3 separate regions of the Homo sapiens genome follow, and regions 1 and 2 are each linked to region 3. A link is a contact called in ENCODE Hi-C or POLR2A ChIA-PET data. All regions are on one chromosome and are shown on one strand. Each heading gives the region's core, a stretch centred on a gene start or an enhancer-like site at or near the end of the contact. The rest is flanking DNA. Distances are from core to core; before and after follow the strand shown. Region 1 overlaps ME2 (malic enzyme 2). Region 2 overlaps MRO (maestro). Region 3 has its middle 24 kb from the start of ME2.

Region 1 (4,616 bases), core at 177-2,676, 46 kb after region 3:
ACTTCAATAACAACTAAGACATGAAAAGAAAAATTGTCTTCAGCTGGCTGTGGTGGCTCACACCTGTAGTCCCAGCACTTTGGGAGGCTGAGGTGGATTGCTTGGGGTCAAGAGTTTGAGACCAGCCTGGCCTGGTCTCTACCAGCCTGAACTCGTCTCTACCAAAAATATAAAAAAATTAGCCAAGCACTGTGGTGCATGCCTATAGTTTCAGCTACTCAGGAGGCTGAGGTGGGAGGATCACTTGAGCCCAGGAGGTGGAGGTTGCAGTGAGATCGTGCCACTGCACTGCAGCTTGGGTGGCAGAGTGAGCCCCTGTCTCAAAAAAAATTGTCTTCCATGAAACTGGTCACTGGTGCCAAAGAGGATGGGGACCACTGCTCTAGGAAGTTTTCAGTGACCCTTTTTCCTAATTCCTCACCACACTGGGTGAGTTACTCCCCTGTCCTTTGAGCATTCTTGTGCTCACTTCTGTCAATACCATGTATCATACTCAGTTGGAATTATCTCATTCCTCCATTGAGGACAATGACCATATCTTAGTCTGTATCCTCATTATCTTACCCCACAGTACTTAGCACACACAGAGCCTCAGTACATGCTGGGTAGATGGATGAATGCATAAACAGATGAGCAAATAGGAAAACAAAATCTGACATGATTGGTGCTCGGAGTTTCACAGATAATTAAACATAGGTTTTGTTTCCAGAAAATAAGTTTGGATTAGATAGGAGTTTTGTTACCTACTCTTGTAAAACAAGTTAGGAAATACCCCTATTCACACCTCTTTTCCCCATGTACTGATTTATGTGTTTTCTTATCATTTTTTGAGCAAGTGAAGCTTCATCTGTATTTACAGCCACTCCTCATGGCTTGCATTACAAAGCCCATTTCATCTTACAAAGTCTTAAAAATTGAGTGATGCAGTTTTTTTTTTTAAATAAGAATAGGGGGAGGAAGAAGGAAAAAAGTAAGAATAATTTTATTTATTTATTTATTTATTTATTTATTTATTTATTTATTGAGATGGAGTCTCGCTCTGTTGCCCAGGCTGGAGTGCAGTGGCGTGATCTCGGCTCACTGCAAGCTCTGCCTTCTGGGTTCATGCCATGCTCCTGCCTCAGCCTCCCTAGTAGCTGGGAGTACAGGCGCCTGCCACCATGCTCAGCTAATTTTTTGTATTTTTAGTAGAGATGGTGTTTCACTGTGGTCGCGATCTGCTGACCTCGTGATCTGCCCACCTCAGCCTCCCAAAGTGCTGGGATTACAGGCGTGAGCCACTACGCCCAGCCAAGAACAATTTTAAATTACATTAAAAAGTTTTCAGTTGAGTGATATGATTTGGCTCTGCATCACCACCCAAATCTCATCTTGAATTTTAATAATTACCACGTGTCAAAGGTAGGACCAGGTGGAGGTAACTGAATCGTGGGGGTGGTTTCCCCCATGCTGTTCTTGTGATAGTGAGTGAGTTCTCACAAGATCTGGTGGCTTTATAAGGGACTTCCCCCTTCGCTCAGCACTCATTCTCTCTCCTGCCACCCTGGGTAGAGGGGCCTTCTACCATAATTGTAAGTTTCCTGAGGTCTCCCCAGCCATGTGGAACTGTGAGTCAGTTAAACCTCTTTTCTTATAAATTACTCAGTCTTGGTATTTCGTCATAGCAGCATGAGAATGGGCTAATACAATGAGTATATTTTATTTCAAATTTATGTATTAACACCTAATTTCTGTACCAAAACAACATAAGCCATAGAACATGTGATGTGAATAATTGTGGATTTGTGATGAACAGAGCTTGCCACTTAGTTATAATTTGCCCTTTTAGTGCAATTTCATCTCAATTAACACATTTTCAGAAGTCTAAACAAGCATTTGAGTGCTAGTGAGGCACTGGCTACATAGCGCCTATCCGTATTGAGGTTAAGGGAATGCATTTTATCTCCTGCTTATAAATGTGTGTAAATGGATTCTATCTCCTGAATCGTTTGCCTTCTATCTTACATTTCTCATTACAAACGTAAATCAGTATTAAAGAGTCTGATTTGTATTAAAGAGTTGTTTTAGTCTTAGATTATTTCTGTTACTCTCAGGATATGTCTTATATTAGATTGTACAAGGCTTAAAGATACAGATAAAATGTGCTTTAAAGTATGAAATGAGTACCAGAAAATAAATATTTGGTTGAATCAGAGAGATGAGAAAATATATAACAAATGAATTGGCTATTCATTTTTAGTGTGGATTTAAAGCTTTTAGAGGTAGATATAAGTGATACTTTCTTTTACACTGTAATAATGCTTCCATAGGGTAGAGTGCTCAAACAAGAAATTTGGGAAGGATTCAGGCTGAGGTCTATTATGATTACAACAGTAAAAGTGTACAATTGTTTGATTACAAGGTGAGCCAACTCTAAACTATGTACATAGCCTCCGACCCTCAATTTTGTTTTTCACTTTTGTTCTTCCTGCCTCTGTGTTGGCTGCCTTAGCAAGAGAGATGCCAACATTTTTATTGATGACCCAGTGGGCTAAAGGTATAGGAGTCCTTCTGAAATTTTTTTAAAAAAACACCTGAACACTATTGATATAACCTAGTAATTCTCAAGTAACTCCTGCTATCTACGTTTTTTTCTTTTTCTAGTTCCTCCCGTAATACTACTAAACATCTCTTTTAAACCAAGTATTCTTTTCAAGATGTAAGATTGTGAAGAGATTTTACTACAGATTCTTAATTTATTTCAGCCAAATTCAAATATCCTAATGGACTCTATTTAGAATAATGAACCATAGATTGCCAGAACTAAAAGAGCTAAGTACATAGTAAATACCTATGCAAACCATTAACTTAATTCGAGAAGGAGTGTTAAAGAAGAGAATCAATAACTCCTTTATTTTGTAGATTCCATCCCTAAGATTTAAGGACATGCTCAAGCTTTGTATCTGGAACTCTGGTTTTCTGGTTATTAGTTCTCTGAGGGTTTTGTTAATTTATTTGTTTATATTTTAACTTCTCCCGGCTAGTTCTTTAATAAATTTAGAATTTTCTTCTGGTTATTTACACAAATAATATGACTAATAAAAGATTTAAAAATCACATTGCTATTATTCTATCACCTTTTTTGGTGAGACAGAGATTTACTCTTGTTGCCCAGGCTGGAGTGCAATAGTGCGATTTTGGCTCACCACATCCTCCGCTCCCAGGTTCAAGCGATTCTCCTGCCTCAGCATCCCAAGTAGCTGGGATTACAGGCATGTGCCACCACGCCTGGCTAATTTTGTATTTTTGGTAGAGACGGGGTTTCAGCGTGTTGTCCAGGCTGATCTCGAACTCCTGACCTCAGGTGATCCACTCGCCTCAGCCTCCCAAAGTGCTGGGATTACAGGCGTGAGCCACTGTGCCTGGCCTCTATCATCTATTTTTATTTGGCCATGATTCTCTTAAAAGTATACTTACTTTTAAGATTATAACATATACTTTTATATGCAATTTTACCACTGGGAAAAGTATACTATAAATATATCTCTAAAATGTTTGATAAGCTGTATAATAAATATATGGGTGCATAATAGTGTAGTAGCCTTTGGATTTGGAATTCCAGTGGCTGATGAGACTCCCAGCTTTGCACCTTTACTGGCCCCCTAGCATGTTTACCTGAATGTTCAAGTGTCTGTTTAAGAGATTTGTGTCAATATTGACTCGTGGAGAAACTGCATGTGCCTAAAGTAAAATAGTTCAGGGTCTTTCAGGATCAGCTGGAGGAAGTACACCTCTGCTATGTAAATTGGGAGGGAGGGAATTGCTGTTGCATAGATGAGAAAAAGGGAGACTTGGGAAAAGTGGCAAAGGGAGATGGAGAAAGTAGGAGAAGAGTAGATAAGAGGATGATCATTTCTGCTTAATACTAAACTAACCAGGCCATTCATTTTAAACTAATGTCATCATCACAGGCTTGCTTCACTTATTAACACCAGCCTAGCAAATTTAAGAACTTAATCAACTGTTAACATAAATATCTATACATAAAATTATTTAATCATTTTATTTTTTACTCTGCATTATAAATAAATCACTTTTGAGTGTCCCTTAAATCTAAATAGGAAATAGGCAGTGCAGCCTTGTGTAGTCAACTCCATTTATCTTTGGCAATAAGGATAGGCAAAGCGTACTTTTTTTTTTGAGACAGGATCTTACTTTGTCACCCAGGCAGAAGTATAGTGGCACAGTCATGGCTCCCTGCAGCCTCGACCTTCCAGGCTTAGGAGATCCTCCCACCTCAGCCTCTGAGTACCTGGTACTACAGGCATGTGCCACCACACCTGGCTAATTTTTGTATTTTTGTAGAGATGAGGTTTCACCATGCTGCCCTAGCTGGTCTCAAACTCCTGGGCTCAAGCAATCTATCCGTGCTGGCATCCCAAAATGCTTGGATTACAGGCATGAACCACTGTGCCTGGCCCAAAGCACTTCTAAATGAACTGCATAGTTCATTTAAACATACGTTTTAGCCTTTTCCTTTACCCTTTTGCTAGAGTTGGAAAAAAAGACGCAAGAGTGACAGTTTTGGTTTTACCTTCTTTGTATTTCCCAGCCTTCAATAAAATCATACAAGGAGA
Region 2 (4,324 bases), core at 1,477-3,976, 58 kb before region 3:
CAGGCAGGCAGGTTGAAAAGCTTTGGATTTCTGATTGCATTTTTGCTGTGGCAGAGGCATGTGCCTCTAGCAGTGTCGCTTAGGAAATGACATTTTTAACTCTCTGATCCGCATTTCTGAAAAACATTTCCTTCTTGCGGGAGACATTTGGGCCATTACCTGGTTAACATTTGCAAACTGCTGTAGGAAATTCATCTGCTTGAAAGGAACATGATTAATAGCATCACCCTTGGAAAAAGAAGGTGGGGTGTTAATTATTAACAAGAGCTTGCTTAAAAGATACAATACAGAATTCTTAACAGAGCTGTTGGGAATATTAGGATGGAATGAACAGGGCCTATTGAAACCATCTCTAGAGCATAAAAATGCACTGCTCCCGCTCTGAGCAATCACAGCACCCCAAAGGGCCGAGAGGGAAAGAACCACTTGCTATTCTCATTGCTATGATTCTTATCTGTATTAAAATTCCAAAACCTATCAGGTGACAGATTCCTACTTGGTCAAAATGCCAGCATTTGCAACTCGAAGAATTCAACCAATCTTTACTGAACACCCATGTCAGGCAAGGCTCAAAGCCACATTCTTGGAGAACTAATAAAGGATACGGAGGCTACCTCCAGGACTGGTGGATCAGGGTAATGCTCAAATTACCAATGGACCTGTCTGAAGACCTGGGCAGCTTCAAGAAGAGAAGAAATAATGTCTGGAGAGTTTGTTAGGAATGAGGAACAAAAATAACATTTCCTGAGCACCTTCTATGTACCAAGCACTCTGCCAAGTGCTCAGTGTGACTTAATTGAATCTTTGCAGCCCAGCAATTCTATACATTGGGTTATTGTCTCCATTTCACATATCAGCACACTGAGGCTTGGTGCGCTGACTTGCCCACACTTGGCTAAATGGCAGAGCCAGGCTGCATTCTTCCAGCAGCTCTGCTCTACCTCTGAAGAAGAGGGCATTTGGAGTCAGTCCAGGGAATGGCTGATAGAACCAAGGAACTGGAAAGTATTCCAGACAGTAGGAATCGAGGAAGCATCATGGGAAATTCTAGGTTGGTGTTTATTATAAGGAATCTTAGAAGTCTGGCTTGGGAGCCTTAACTCCCAAGTGCTTAACTTGGTAAATAATAGGTGCCTTTGCATATCAAATCATCCCTCCTCAGTAAATTAGGATGTGTTGGCTTTATCTAGAACCCAGGGTTTTCCTGAAACCATTTAACATGTAAATAAAGGAACAAAATATTTACTCTACTGTGGTCAGACAAAATTAATGTAAGTTCAGTCACATAAATAAAATGATAATCAATCATAAGTCATTTTATTTGTTATCAAGTTATATTATCAACAGGTTATTGTCATCAACAGATTAAAACAAAATGTCTCAAAAAGACAAAGGCAAACACATACTATTGAGAGTAAACAATGACCGTCCCAGGCTTTCCAAAGCATATATATCACTTACACTCATGGACTTTTTTTTCATTTTAAAAGGGCATTTTGCATGTGTTTTATAACTATGAAAGTAATACATGCTCATTGCAGCAAACTTAGAAAATGCAGAAATGCACAAATATCTGTCTTCTGTACAACACTAACTGCTAGCTACCCTACACAGCTGTTGTTTCTCGCTTTCAAAACATTCTAGTGCTTTTTTATAACGTGTGAAGCGTTCCCCCAATTAAGTGGTCTATTAACTGGAAGTTCACAGGCTTCTGCTCTCATTCAGTAGCAGAATTGGTCACACCTGTTAGATTCTCAGCCTCCTCCTTTGTCATTTTCTCTCCTCTCTCTCCACCACTTCCCTCTCCCCTTTAAGAAAGACCTATCTCAGCCAGGAGCGGTGGCTCACGCCTGTAATCCCAGCACTTTGGGAGACCAAGGTGAGCAGATCACTTGAGGTCAGGAGTTTGAGACCAGCCTGGCCAACATGGTGAAACCCCGTCTCTACTAAAAACACAAAAATTAGCCAGCCATGGTGGCAGGCACCTGTAATCCCAGCTACTCAGGAGGCTGAGACAGGAGAATCGCTTGAACCCAGGAGGTGGAGGTTGCAGTGAGCCGAGATCGTGTCATTGCACTCCAGCCTGGGTGACAGAGTGAGGCTCCATCTCAAAAATAAAAATAAAGAAAGAAAGACCTATCTCATGAGCACCAGAGACACAGGGACCAAGCAAAGCTCTACCCTGGGCACTTAGCATGAGGGTCGGGGCACTTGAACATTCCTTTTTTCTTTCTTTCATTCAACTGCTCAATAAGGTTCAAAATTAATGTTCAAAATTAAGAAATGTCAAAACATTACCTTTGGGTTGGCATTCAGATAAACGTGGGGAAGGGGAAACTTGAAATGCACAAGCATAAAAGTAACCTGTACATTGGTTATAAGGAATGAAATTGGTGACCCTCATTTGTCAAAATGGGCTCCTCCCAGTAAGGAATGACAGCTTCAGATGACTTTCTGACATTTTTCCCCCTAATCAACATTCATTTACAGAGTACTTTTGCAGTCACCGGGGAGATACAATGATGTACAAGATACAGCCCTGCCTTCTGTAGTTTCAATCTAACAGGATAAAAAAAAAAACATAAAGCCATATACAAAAAAAAACTTTTCAGATAAGATATAAGTGGTATAATATTGCTAGAATGTTCTGGGAATTCAGAGACTTGAGCTCTCCCCTGATTGGGGGGATCAGGACTTTGACCTAGGCATTGGAGTACAGATAAGAGATACACGTGAAATGTGTGTGTGTGTGTGTGCATGTGATTCCAGGTGGGTGTGTACAGGTGAGCAGGGAGGGGACTCAACACAGAAATAGCAGACTGAGCAAAGGTGAGGGGGTATAGGAGAACAAGACATGTTGAGAGAAGAGAAAGGACCCAAACTTGTCTGAAGCAAAGAGAGTAACAGAAGAAAACGAAGGTTGAAAGCCTGAAATGGCAGACTGGACATTGGACTTTATTCCCTCTACAATTTGGAATCATTTAGTCATTCAGCAAATGTTCCTTAATCACATGGCCAGGCTCTGTGGTAGGTATGGTGAGAAACAGAAACAAACAAACAAAAAAACATAGTCCCTTGCTCTTGCCACCAAATTTCATGATAACATAAATTTCTGGAAATAGAATTTAAACTCAAAGAGGACTTATGAAGAGCAAAACAAAATTAGCCAAGACAACAGTTAATAATAAGGAATCTTCTCTGGTTACTTATTGCAGTGTGACAAATTATCCCAAAGGTTAATGACTTAAAACAACAATCATTTGATTCTTTGTTCATGCTTCTGCAACTGACACAGGCTTGATGGAGACGCTCGTCTCTTTTCCGTATGGTGTCAGCTGGAGTAGCTTCAACAGCTCGGGTCTGGCTGGAAGGGACAACTTGTGTCATGTGTCCGGGCCTCAGACTCTGCTGTGGGTTGGGTGTCTCCGTTCTCCTTCACATGGTGATCTCAGGCACTCTCATTTGTTCCTGGTAGTTCAACTCCTTATGTGGCAGCTGGCTTCCCCCACAATTCAAACGAGGAAACTGCCAGGGTTTCTATGCCCGGCACAGTGCCATTTATCACAATCTCCTGATTAAAGCAAGTCACAAAGGCAGCCCAGATTCAAACAGAAGGGACTAAATAAAGACATGAGTATCAGGAGGCATGACTCATTGGGGGCCACCAAAATAAAAGCCTACCATTGAATCTTAAAGTCAAATAATCCAACCGCATCTTCCACAATTTTAACCGACAGAGGGACATTAACTGCATAGGTTTTTCTACTCCAGAGCACGTAACCCCACCCATCTCACCCTATCCCCACCTTTTTGAATGCCAGCCACATGCAGCCATTTCTCAGACCACTCACTGATCACTTAATGGAACTGCATCAAGTTTAAACCAACCTTGCAACAAAATTTCAAAGAGGCCAGCATCCGGGGAGTGGGTGCTAGGGAGGGGCAGGGGGCTTACAGCTCAGAACCACCCATTTGCTCGTGAGCCTGTGTCCCTCCTAAAATCTCTTGCTGTCATGTTCTTCAGATTCAGAACAGGAAGGAAGAAAATCCATTCCTGCCTGGCACTTGCCACTCTGTCTGCCATCTCCCACATCCTCATCTCGCCTAGGTCTCTCCTCATCCCCGCATCTGTGTCACACCACCCTGTCCCTGGGAGCTACAGCAGAAAATTGAGTTCCTCATTCTCAGAATGCCACTTAAGATCCAGCTATAGCTTTTATAATCCCCCGTGTTTTAAATTGTCTTGAACAAAACGCTCCGGGTGTGGCCTGGATACTGAATTCAGGGGTGGTACCAGAGTTTCTATAGAAGCTTGGGATGCAAT
Region 3 (4,162 bases), core at 243-2,742:
ATCCCAGCACTTTGGGAGGTTGAGGTAAGCAGATCACTTGAAGCCAGGAGTTAGAGACCAGCCTGGCCAACATAGTGAAACCCTGTCTCTACTAAAAATACAAAACCCTGTCTCTACTAAAAATACAAAAATTATGCACCTATAGTCCCAGCTACTCAGGAGGCCGAGGCACAAGAATCACTTGAACGCAGGAAGTGGAGGTTGCAATGAGCCAAGATTGCACTATGGCACTCAAGCCTGGGCAACACAGTAAGACTCTGTTTCAAATAAATAAATAAAAAAGAAAGAAAAATTCATTAATACACTAGGGGTGAATGTTGTCAACAACTTTTTTTTATAGTTAAGTAACTTCAACTTTAAACTTTTTAAATTTGCACGTTTTGTCCAGAAATGATGTTAATCATTTATCATACAACCATATCCTCAGTCCAGAGGTTAATCTATGCAGAAAGAAGCTTTCATTATACATCCAAGTGAGTTACATTTCAGATAACTGTGTAGTAGTGCCTACTTGGCACTTTTCATAAGAATCAATTCTTTTGTATTCCCTATGAGTCAGGGGAGGAGAGGAAACCAGAAGGATAAAGGAACATATTCAAGTTCCCCAGCAAATGAGGTCAGAGATTAGAGTTAGGGCTTTGTAAGGTTGAGGCAAAGGTTATGTTGAAATTCCCAGAGTGCTGAGTCTCAGAGCAGTCAGTGAGTCAACTGCGAAGGCGCTGAGTAACGAACTACGAGATCTGAGCGGCATCTCACACAGGACACTGAAGAAAGGCATTTTGTAGACGGATGACTGCCCTGCCAGTGTGGTGGGTGAAATGGGGGAGTTCTGGCCGGCAGTGTGGCCCTTGCCTGCAGTGAGTCTTAAGGGGACTCATTTACTTACCTGTCCAAGTCTCACTTCACCTTCCAAGAAAGAAAAATGCTGAACTTACTTAGGTAACCAATAGTCCCTTTCTAGCTTTCAAGCTGTGGTAGAGGAATTCATTCACTTAGTAGTGAATGTTCTGAGCAAGTGGCTTTTTACATCCCTGGGAAGTACAAAAGAGCCTAAGGGCAATGGCCAGGGCAAAACTAACACCTGAAAAGAAATTAACAGTTCAGTGGGGAATAGAACTGGGTAGGAATAAAACAGGACCAACTCCTGGAGAGTCTGGAGAGTCTGGAGAGGCAGGCTGTGAAATCTGACCTTGACTTAGAAGAGGGAGCAGAGGGGGAGGCTGGTAGGTAATAAAGAGGGGAAACAATGGACTTCAGACTTTGAATAAAACATCCCTCATGTCATCTGAGCCTCAAAGTATACTAAGAATTATGCAAGATACAGGGGCAGCCAACAGGTTCGATCCACATGTGAATCAAATTATTTCAGGCCCCCCAACAATAATGCCTCAACTGAATACCTTGATGGGGGATTAATTCCAGGTCCACATCTGGGCTATCCAGCTCCAGGAACTTAAGCTGGCATTACACCAGTACTGGCTTTGTATGGCACTTCCCCACACTTAAGAAAGGGGAAGAACCTGAAATGGGAGAAGTCAAATGTTTACTCAGACTTCTGATTTAAGGTGCCGTGCCTCTTTGTACTGCCTTGACCTGGGGGCATGATATGGTCAAAGTGCTGTTTTTGAAAGCTAAATTAGCTGGGTGTGGTGGCTCACGCCTGTAATCCCAGCACTTTGGGAGGCTGAGGCGGGCGGATCACCTGAGGTCAGGAATTCAAGACCAGCCTGGCCAACATGATGAAACGCCCGTCTCTACCAAAAAAAAAAATACAAAATTTTGGCCAGGCGTGGTGGCTCACGCCTGTAATCCCAGCACTTTGGGAGGCTGAGGTGGGTGGATCACGAGGTCAAGAGATGGAGACCATCCTGGCCATCATGGTGAAAACCCATCTCTAATAAAAATACAAAAAATTGGCAGGGCATGGTGGCACGTGCCTGTAGTCCCAGCTACTCAGGAGGCTGAGGCAGGAGGATTGCTTGAACCCAGGAGGCAGAGGTTGCAGTGAGCTGAGATCACACCACTGCACTCCAGCGTGGGCAACAGAGCAGAAAAAAAAAAAAGAAAGAAAAAGAAAGAAAGAAAGAAAGAAAATTTAAGCAACCATTTGTAAGGTGGGCAAGCATTGGAAGAGGAGGAAGACAGAAATATGGCCAGTTACGAGGTATGACAATTAATAAGGGCTGGAGAAGGCAATGTTGTCCTTCAGTTGCAGTGAGCCAAGATCACACCGCTGCTCTCCAGCACGGGCAACAGAGTGGAAAAAAAAAAAAAAAGAAAGAAAGGTAAGTTAAGCAACCATTCGTAATGGGGCAAGCATTGGAAGATGAGGAAGACAGAAATGTGGCCAGTTAGGAGGTATGACAATTAATAAGGGCTGGAGAAGGCAATGCAAAGATAGGAAGCAGGTGACAAATGCATTATAGGGGAAAAAGGAAAAATCCTTTTCAGATTCCACTGACATCTATTGAACACTTATTCTATTTCTTTTTTCCTTATTTTTTTTTTGAGATGGAGTCTCGCTCTGTTGCGCAGGCTGAAGTGCAGTGGTGCAGGCTTGGCTCACTGCAACCTCTGCTTCCCATGTCCGAGCGATTATCCTGCCTCAGCCTCCTGAGTAGCAGATTACAGGCATGTGCCACCATGCCCAGCTCATTTTTGTATTATTAGTAGAGGTGGGGTTTCACCATGCTGGCCAGGCTGGTCTTGAACTTCTGACCTCAGGTGATCCGCCGGTCTCAGCCTCCCAAGGTGCTAGGATTACAAGCATGAGCCACCGCACGCGGCCTCTTATTCTATTCCTAGTTATACTCTTAAGTGCTTTCATGTGCTCTTTAAATTTGGTCTTCAGAACGATCCTACAGAGATAAATAAGTTTTGTAAGAGATGTTGAGAGAGTTGCTGTGGTCCATAGCTAGTAAGTGGTAGAGCAGAATTTGAATCCAGGCATCCTGATTCCAAGTCCCGTATTCTCTTCATGACATTATGGATCTAGAGAAGTGGCATTTAAAGAAATGGCACTGCTGGGAGGAGTGGCCCGTAGAGGGGAAATACACTGGCTTTGATTTGGATCTGAGCTGTGGTAGGATATCTAATTGCAGATGTTCCATAGTGACCTGGCTCACGTCTTGCTTTCCATCCTGACTCACATAAAAACCAGTGACCTCCACTGCTTGACTCCCTCTGGATCACATTGTATCTCAGCCATCTCAGGCAACTGTTCCACTTAAAACCTCGCTTTCTGTCTACAACTCTCCAACTTTCCAGGCCTCCAGCTCTCTCATTCCTATTGCAAACACCGAAATGCCTTTGACTTTTTAGAAACATCAATCCCTTGATATTTTTATTTTCTCCCAGTCTTTTTTGTTTTGTTTTGTTTTTGTTTTTGAGACAGGCTCTCACTCTGTCACCCAGACCGGAGTACAGTGGTATGATCACAGCTCACCGTAACCTCAAGTTCCTGGGCTCAAGCAATCTTCCTGCCTCAGCTTCCTGAGTAGCTAGGACTACAGGTGCACAACACCAATCCTGGCTAATTTTACTTTTATTCATTTTTTGTAAAGATAGGGGCTCACTGTGTTGCCCAGGCTGGATTTGAACTCCTGGGCTCAAGCAAGCCTCCTGCCTTAGCCTCCCAAAGAGTACTGGTCTCCCAGTCTTTTTTTTTTTTTTTTTTTTGAGACAGGGTCTCACTCTGTCACCCAGGCTGGAGTGCAGTGGGGCGATCTTGGCTCACTGTAACCTCTGCCTCCCAAGTTCAAGCAATTCTCCTGCCTCAGCCTCTCGAGTAGCTGGGATTACAGGTGTCTGCCACTATGCCCAGCTAATTTTTTGTATGGGATGGGGTTTCACCATGTTGGCCAGACTGGTCTCAAACTTCTGACCTTGTGATTCACCCGCCTTGGCCTCCCAAAGTGCTGGGATTACAGGCGTGAGTCACCATGCCTGGCCCCAGTCTTTTTTTTATTAGTTCCTCCAGACGTCTCCATCTCTCCAAATAACCCCAGATGCCTTAGCTCATTATCCAAAGCCTGCTTTTGCCTTTGATTTCCCAGTACCCCAATGGAAAAGTATAGATGTAACTCTGTAACATCTCTCAGACAATACCCCAATCCTGGCTGGATGTTACAACCTGTCTTCACCTTTACTCAGTTGCCAGAGG

Evidence for each region. Hi-C counts contacts between places; a loop is a spot of excess contacts on that map. ChIA-PET counts read pairs that join two places held with the same protein, here RNA polymerase II (POLR2A). Pooled maps may share reads with other maps.
Region 1: a loop to region 3 is called in a map of endothelial cell of umbilical vein, with 12 times the contacts of the local background. The contact joins two enhancer-like sites. A Hi-C loop is called at or near these places in 2 of 168 maps with a recorded cell type or tissue (CD4-positive, alpha-beta T cell and endothelial cell of umbilical vein). POLR2A ChIA-PET finds 5 or more read pairs at or near these places in 3 of 52 experiments (Caco-2, T-cell and activated T-cell).
Region 2: a loop to region 3 is called in a map of Ramos, with 2.6 times the contacts of the local background. The contact joins two enhancer-like sites. A Hi-C loop is called at or near these places in 1 of 168 maps with a recorded cell type or tissue (Ramos) and 1 of 50 pooled maps. POLR2A ChIA-PET finds 5 or more read pairs at or near these places in 3 of 52 experiments (OCI-LY7, Panc1 and activated T-cell).

What each region holds. Positions count from the first base shown.
Region 1 is chr18:50,899,290-50,903,905 of GRCh38, forward strand. All of the region lies in intron 2 of ME2 (malic enzyme 2), which reads left to right. Among named protein-coding and RNA genes, the nearest start is that of ME2, 22 kb to the left of the region's middle. RefSeq lists silencers at 457-657, 1,500-1,549. Within about 2 kb of position 1,427, at least 2 of the 41 ENCODE cell types and tissues checked have a DNase peak (open chromatin) inside an H3K27ac peak, as active enhancers do.
Region 2 is chr18:50,793,830-50,798,153 of GRCh38, forward strand. MRO (maestro) reads right to left here. Exons shown (of 8, transcript NM_031939.6): 8 at 1,301-4,324. Among named protein-coding and RNA genes, the nearest start is that of MRO, 24 kb to the right of the region's middle. Within about 2 kb of position 2,727, at least 2 of the 41 ENCODE cell types and tissues checked have a DNase peak (open chromatin) inside an H3K27ac peak, as active enhancers do.
Region 3 is chr18:50,853,444-50,857,605 of GRCh38, forward strand. No RefSeq gene overlaps it. Among named protein-coding and RNA genes, the nearest start is that of ME2, 24 kb to the right of the region's middle. Within about 2 kb of position 1,493, at least 8 of the 41 ENCODE cell types and tissues checked have a DNase peak (open chromatin) inside an H3K27ac peak, as active enhancers do.